Regions from separate parts of the Homo sapiens genome. Here region 1 is linked to region 2. A link is an interaction called in ENCODE POLR2A ChIA-PET data of the cell type or tissue named here. Cell type or tissue: CD4-positive, alpha-beta T cell. All regions are shown on one strand.

Evidence for each region. ChIA-PET counts read pairs that join two places held together with the same protein. Peaks named below come from ENCODE experiments on the same cell type or tissue, not always from the same donor. Only the 100,000 strongest peaks of a DNase experiment are listed, where the experiment ranks them.
Region 1: POLR2A ChIA-PET joins it to region 2 with 9 read pairs; 23 of 35 experiments call an interaction of 5 or more read pairs at or near these places.

What each region holds. Positions count from the first base shown.
Region 1 is chr17:43,116,574-43,120,573 of GRCh38, forward strand. The region is part of intron 2 of BRCA1 (BRCA1 DNA repair associated); the gene reads right to left. Among named protein-coding and RNA genes, the nearest start is that of BRCA1, 6.8 kb to the right of the region's middle. RefSeq lists a silencer at 3,164-3,358 and an enhancer at 3,384-3,488. In CD4-positive, alpha-beta T cell, no CTCF peak of the experiment used is centred here; no DNase peak of the experiment used is centred here.
Region 2 is chr17:43,175,465-43,179,464 of GRCh38, forward strand. It overlaps NBR1 (NBR1 autophagy cargo receptor), which reads left to right. Exons shown (of 21, transcript NM_005899.5): 2 at 327-437; 3 at 2,472-2,534; 4 at 3,930-3,948. The coding sequence starts at 336. Among named protein-coding and RNA genes, the nearest start is that of NBR1, 6.3 kb to the left of the region's middle. In CD4-positive, alpha-beta T cell, no CTCF peak of the experiment used is centred here; no DNase peak of the experiment used is centred here; H3K27ac peaks cover 1,182 bases.

The DNA of each region.
Region 1 (4,000 bases), 59 kb before region 2:
AATGGTGCGATCTCGGCTCACTGCAACCTCTGCCTCCCAAGTTCAAGTGATTCTCCTGCCTCAGCCTCCCAGGTAGTTGGAACTACAGGCGTGCGCCACCACGCCCGGCTGATTTTTCGTATTTTTAGTAGAGTTGGGGTTTCACCATGTTGGCCGGCTGGTCTTGAACTCCTGACCTCAGGTGATCCGCCTGCCTTGGCCTCCCAAAGTGCTGGGATTACAGGTGTGAGCCACCATGCCCAGCCCCAAGTGTCTTCTGATCTATAGGTGTCTCTTACTTTTTCTCCCTTGTCATTTATTTTTAAAATTAGGTCATTTGACCTGTGGAGTTTCCCCCATTCTGGATTTTGCTGATTGTATAACCCTATGGTGAGGTTTAACTTGTTCCTCTAGCCTTATTTCCTATAAACTAGACTTACAGGCTTAATCATTCAGGTTCAACTTTCTGGCAAGAACACTTTACAGATGGTACTGTGTACTCTTATTAGATCACTTCAGAAGAGGCATGATGTTTGGTTTGTGATTACTTTGTAAAAACAGTGTAATAAGTACTCACTAAAGGAAATTTAGAAAATGATAAGCTTAAGGCCGGGCATGGTGCCTCATGCCTGTAATCCTAGCACTTTGGGAGGCTGAGGTGGGTGGATCACCTGAGCTCAGGAGTTCCAGATCATCCTGGACAATATGGTGAAACCCTGTCTACGCTAAAAATACAAAAATTAGCCGGGCGTGGTGGCGCATGCCTGTGGTCTCAGCTACTTTGGAGACTAAGGTAGAAGGATCACTTGAATCCTGGAGGTGGAGGTTGCAGAGTGAGCCAATATCGTGCCACTGCACTCCAGCCTAGGTGACAGAGGAAGACTCTGTCTCAAAAAAAAGAAAATAAGGCCAGACACGGGGGCTCATGCTTGTAATCCCAGCACTTGGGAGGCCGAGGCGGGCGGATCATGAGGTCAGGATTTCGAGACCAGCCTGGCCAACACAGTGAAACGCTGTCTCTACTAAAAATACCAAAACTAACTGGGCATGGTGGCATGCGCCTGTAATCCCAGCTACTTGGGAGGCTAAGGCAGGAGAATCGCTTGAACCGGGGAAGTGCACGTTGCAGTGAGCCAAGATCGCGCCACTGTACTCCAACCTGGGCGACAGAGCTGGACTCCATCTCAAAATAATAATAAGCTTAAAAATAAAAACTTCAGAAAATACATCACCCAAGTTCCCATCCCTACCTGTCTATCCACAAAACCAAGGCATTCCTGAGATTAGTTCATTTATTATACTAATATAACAAGTGTTTATTAAGTATCTACTACTATATTCAAGTACTATTCTAGGAGATAGAAATGTAGCAGTTTACAAAATAAAGCCTGCTCTCATAGAGCTCATATTCTAGTGTGGTAGACAGTTGATACGGAATTAAAGAATACATGGGAATAAGTGCATTAAAGAGAAAAATTAAGCAGGGTAAGGGGAAACAGGTAGTTCAATATCTATGTGGGGGTGAGATGTACATGGGGGGAGTCAGGAAAGGTTTCACTGAGGTGAGACTAGAGGATAGCTTAATAATGTAAAGAAACACACTATGCAACAATTAGGGGAAGAGCATTCCAAGAAAGAGGGAGCAGAGAAGGCAAACCCTGAGCAGGACCATGCCTGTGTATGCAGGACATCAGATAGGTCAAGGTGCTAAAATGTAATAATCCAGGAGGATATTGTAGGGAAAGACTATCAGAGAGGTAGCTGGTAACTTCTGGTAGGAACCTATAGGCTATTTTAAATCTTTAGCTTTATTCTGGTCTTTTTAATTTTCTTTTTTTTTTTCAGACAGAGTCTCGTTCTGTCGCCCAGGCTGGAGTGCAGTGGCACCATCTCGGCTCTCTGTAACCTCCGCCTCCTGAATTCAAGTGATTCTCCTGCCTCAGCCTCCCGAGTAGCTGGGACTAAAGGCATGCACCACCATGCCTTGGCCTCCCAAAGTACTGGGATTACAGGAGTGAGCCACCATGCCAGCCATCTTTTTAATTTTTAATGTTAATTAATTTTTGTAGAGACAGGATCTCACTATGATGCCCATGCTGGTCTTGAATGCCTGGCATCAAGCAATCTTCCTGCTTCGGCTTCCCAAAGTGCTGGGATTACAGGTGTGAGCTACTATACCCGGCCTTTAGCTTTCTTCTGAATGTGAACCTTTTTTTTTTTTTTTGGAGATGGAGTCTCACTCACTCTGCTGCTCAGGCTGGAGTGCAGTGGTGTGGTCTTGGCTCACTGCAACCTCTGCCTCTCGGATTGAAGTGATTCTTGTGCCTCAGCATTCCAAGTAGCTGGGACTACAGGCGCGTGCTGCCACACCCGGCTAATTTTTTTGTATTTTTGGTAGGGAAGGGGTTTCACCATATTGCCCAGGCTGGTCTTGAAGTCCTGACCTCAAGTGATCCATCTGCCTCGACCGGGATTACAGGCGTGAGCCACTACACTTAGCTCTAAATGTGAATTTTTGAAACGGATTTTTTGGATAAAGTCCAGGCAAGATATCAAAGAACGACTAACCTGGCAGTGTGACAAGAATGTGGTTTTTTCCTTAAATATTTAACTTTTTAGAAAAGGATCACAAGGGCCAGGTGCGGTGGCTCACGCTGTAATCCCAGCATTTTGGGAGGCCAAGGCGGGCCAGCCTGGGTGACAGAGAATCCATCTCAAAAAAAGAAAAAAAAAAAAGAAAAGGATCACAAGAAAAGCTTGTGGACAGTAACCTTATTGTGAAGGGTTGTAATACAACTCTTGTAATCATGGGGTTTTTGACATAGCACAGGGCAGTGAAAAGAAAAACAATGAACTAAGTCAGGAGGCTGGGTTTCTACTACCAGTTGTGTATATAAGCAGAGCCACCTTGGGCTAACCACTCTACCTGAACCTGTTTCCTTCTCTTGCCATTCACCCTGCCAGACTCCTTGGGCTATTGCAAGAATAAAATTAAATGCTACTTGGGAAAATGCTTCACAACCTGAGATGACTTGGGAAAAATGCTTCACAACCTGAGATAACTTGTACCAACATTGGTATTATTACTGGGACCAAATGTGACTTTAAAAAGAAAAACAACCTTGACAAAGAAAACTCTGATTGGTTACTAAATCCCTATTTCTGAGATAAGCTACATTTCAAAGAAATTCTCCGTAAAAGAAAAATTGGATTCAGTTATCATACCAGATGGCTTTCATTCTCACCACTGACTCAATTCTGAAACAATTATATTTCAGTATGGTAATTATAATCTAAACTATATAAACACACTGTAAACACAAACTTTGAACAGATGAAAACTCCGATATGTAAAAAGGTAATGAATGTTGAAGGAAGACTGTGAAAAGGGAAAAGAAAAAAAATTAAAATGTTCCCCTTCTAGGTCCTGATGAGAGTAAATGTTTACTATAAAAATGATTCAAATATTTTAAACACTTTTCAAACCAGGCAATATTTTAGGCCTACTGTATATTTGCATTTTGAGCTTCCAATACGGATAAGTGACTGGAAAAAGCAGCTAGGTTTAGGTTGAAAAACAACAACCCACCGGGGAACACATTTTAGCAAATTCTTCTGAAAGTCAAAAATGTTATAGTCATAGGTAAAAAGTTACAAAGAACTACCAATTGTCAGAAATAGCTGCCAATATTGACTTAGAAGACAGCAGAAGGAATTTTAGTTCAAGAAACCTAAAACAGGCTGAAAACCTTACCTACCCTATAGCTACCACAAATAACACTGTTTCCAGTCATGATCATTCCTGATCACATATTAAGACATAACTGCAAATTGTGCTATACTGTACTATATTAAAAGGAAGTGAAATATGATCCCTATCCTAGAACTTTCCATACAAATGAATGTAAAACACCATAAAAATTAATCTTAAGGCCGGGCGCGGTGGCTCACGCCTGTAATCCCAGCACTTTGGGAGGCCGAGGTGGGCGGATCACGAGGTCAGGAAGTGGAGACCATCCTG
Region 2 (4,000 bases):
AATTTAAATACTTTCAGCATACTTCTGTTTCCACATGTTTCCAACATGTGGAAGTTCCTAATAACTTCAAGAATAATTTTTGTGACTTAAGTACAAGTCTTTATGGCATGGTTTTAGCCTATCTTTCTTTCCTGAAACAATTCCTATTTAACAGTGATGGTAAGTTTCGTAAGAACAGGGACAGTGTTTCTTTTGTTCATTGCTGTCTCCCAAGCCCAGCCCATATTGGGTCCTCACAAGTATTTGCTGAGTGAACTTTTAGTGCAACTTATAGAACCCTTTCTAATGTGTTTTTCTCTCTCTCCCACCAACCTTCTCAACCCTAGCCTCACAGCATGGAACCACAGGTTACTCTAAATGTGACTTTTAAAAATGAAATTCAAAGCTTTCTGGTTTCTGATCCAGAAAATACAACTTGGGCTGATATCGAAGCTATGGTGAGTGTTACTTTATTTTGTTTCTCCTTGGTTTAAGCATGGTTATTTTTTCCAAAGGTAGCTATTTTTAGCAGTGTTGTTTCATAGCTGTGAAGTCTGTCATAGTTACCATTTCTGGGCCTTTTGGAAAATTGCTTTTGATAGGGTTTCAGTATTCATATATGAGATGTGCCCCAATAAAGGGAACCAACACATAAATTTCCTTTTGAACATTTTAGAAAGGGAAGGTAAAATTGTTTTTAGTGAGATAGGATTTAGAAAACCTATTAATTTTAGAACCAGTATGAGGAGTGAATTGGTGTGGACTCCACCCAACCAGATCCCAAGGAAATGTTCTCTTGTGTGAGGATATGACTTGTGTTTTGCACAAGGATATAACTTGTGTTTTGCAAGAGCCTATCAATTGTTTTTATTGCTAGGTCAGAGGTTGAGTATCTCAGAGTTGAGCAGGAAAAACTTTCATACCTGCTTAGACAGCAGTTCACCTGTTCCGTTTTTTTGCTAAGGCTTTTCCTCCTCTTGGTTTGCCCTTTGTACTCTTCTGTTTTTGTTCAGTTTGCAGTGGTGAATGTTTTACTTCCTGTGTTGACTGTGTTTCTCTCTGAAACCCTTTGGTAAAAATCTACGTTTACCTGGTTATATCTGATGATAACTAAAAAGGGAAAGAAATGGTAGATCTTAAAAGATGATCTGAGGTAGTTGTCTGCCTTCCAGCAAATACCTGTTCATACTGTCCTATCAGTGACAGTGAGACCCGTCTCAAAAAAAAAAAAAAGATTGGATTCAGAAAGAAGTTAGATCTTGTTTGCCAAAAGATGTGAAAATCAGTTATCTTTCTTTTCCTAGTAGTTAAATGAGCTGACAGCTTGCCTTTTTTCTTCCTTGTAAATTTTAAATTGTATAAGTATAATACATGCCCATTTTAAGAAGAGAAACCATCTCAAGCAGTTAATAGCCCTCCATTCTCCCCCCCCTCATCTGTTACTCCCACCTTCTTTGGGTAACCAATGTTAACAGCCCTGTATGTACTTTAAATTTTCCATGTTCATGCAGATATCATACTAGGATCATACTATAAACATTATTTGGCCAGGCACAGTGGCACACGCCTAGAATCCCAGCACTTTGGGAGGCCAAGATGGGTGGACCACTTCAGCTCAGGAGTTTGAGACCAGACTGGGCAACATGGTAAAACCCCATCTCTACCAAAAAAATACAAAAATTAGCTGGGCCTGGTAGCAGGCACCTGTGGTTCCAGCTACTCCGGAGGTTGAGGTGGGCGAATTGCTTGAGTGCTGGAGGTTGAGGCTGCAGTGAGCCAAGATCAAGCCACTATAATCCAGCCTGAGCGACAGAGTGAGACCCATCTCAAAAAAAAAAAAAAAAAGATATTTTTCGTTTTTTTTTTTTCTTATCTTGAAACTTCAGGAGATATCCATCTATACACATAACTTATACACTGTTCTACAGGATAAACTCTGTCCTATACAAATGTGAGATTAATGGGTCACAAAGCATTTTATTTGAAATTTTAATAGATTCTGCCAAATGCTTTGCAGAACAATTGTAGCAGCACACAGAAATACATGACAGTGTCCTGAAGTTTTGACAACACTGGATGTTATGGCTTTAAAAAACATTTGCTGTTCCCTACCCCACACCCCACCCAAAACACACACACACACACACACACACACACACACACACACACACACACACAGTTTGGTATTCTGATGAGATGTCATCTCATTGCTTCAATTTGCATTGTTCTGACCACCAGAAAGTTTGAAAGTCTTCTGATGTATTTGTTAGGTGTTCTGATTTCCTCTTGTATGAATTTTATGTATATTTTTACCTGGGTTGTTAATTGTATCATTAGCAGTTTTGCTGGTACTCTGGGTGTGTTGCAGATATTAACCCTTTGTTATGGGTTATTAAGGTTGTTTGTTGTTTGTCTTTTGATTTTGTGGGTTTTTTTTACTTTGACTTCTGTGTACATTATAACCTGCCTTTAAATATGTATCTCTTTTATAGGTAAAAGTTTCATTTGATCTGAATACTATTCAAATAAAATACCTGGATGAGGAAAATGAAGAGGTAAAATATATTATGGCACTTATTGCTAGGTGTTCAGAATAGGGATCTTATTTCTCCAGTGATATGGGCTTTAATAATTCAAAATAGTGTTTAGCTTATTTGTGTGGTGGTTTAAATATATTTGATAACTGAATATTCTAAGAAGACTTGCAGCATCTGAGATGGAGTTGAGAAATGGAGAAGCAACACTGAAGAATATCTCAGAGATAACTTTCACTTAAAAAAAAAAAAAGGAAACAGGGTCTCACTATGTTGCTCAGGCCAGTCTTGAACTCCTGGGCCCAAGCAGTCCTCCCACCTCAGCCTCCCAAAGTGCTGGGATTATAGGTGTGAGACACCCACCATGCCTGGCCTGGCCTGAGAGAACCTTTTTTTTTTTTCTTTTTTTTTTTTTGTGAGATGAAGCCTCACTCCATAACCTAGGCTGGAGTGCAGTGGTGCGATCTCTGCTCACTGCAACCTCCAGCTCCTGGGTTCAAGTGATTCTCCTGTCTCAGCCTTCTGAGTAGCTGGGATTACAGGTGTATACCACCACGCCTGGCTAATTTTTGTATTTTTAGTAGAGACGGTATTTCACCATGTTGGCCAAGCTGGTCTCGAACTCCTGGGCTCAAGCGATCAGCCCACCTCGGACTCCCAAAGTGCTGGGATTACAGTTGTGAGCTACCACACCTGGCCAAGATAACTTTTAAAATTATATAGTGACCTTAAGTTCACATATAGCACAAGCTACCACTTAGTTTATAATAATACAAATATAATGGCTAAGCTTTTTTTTTTTTTTTTTTTAAAGAGGGTCTCACTCTGTTGCCCAGGCTGGTGTGCATTGGCATAGCTTGCTGCAACCTAGAGCTCCTGGGTTCAAGGAATCCTCCCATCTCAGCCTTCTGGGTAGCTAGGACATACCTCTCTGCATCTGGCAAAATTTTTTAATTCTTTGGAGGGATGGAATCTCACTTTGTTGCTCAGGCTAATGGCTAAGCTTTATTGAGTGGTTACAGTGTGTCAGACTAGCCACAGTACCATGTATTGAGTACATTATTATCATCACTATTTTACTCATGAGGAAACTGAGGCACAGAGAGGTGAAAATAACTTGTCCAAATGCACAAAAACTTGGAAGTAGTAAAGTAGCCGTTCAGTCCATACCCTCTGGCTGTAGAACTCAAGCTCCTAACTGTTATATTGCACTGCCTTTTAATGTATCTGAAATAAAGGAGGGCACAGTAGATAAGCAATAAAATTTCTTAAGTGTTATTCATGACTAGCAAGTGATATGGAAAAGCTGAACGCTTGGCCTGAGTTTTTGTCTGTCCTATGGGGCTGGTCCTAGTAACAGAAATGCTCAACTGATGAGACACTTATAATTCACTGTTGCTTTTTTTCCTTTTATAGGTATCCATCAACAGTCAAGGTGAGTCCCTAAGAGAGTCTGTTCAGCCTTGTTTAAAAACCTTAATCTGCTC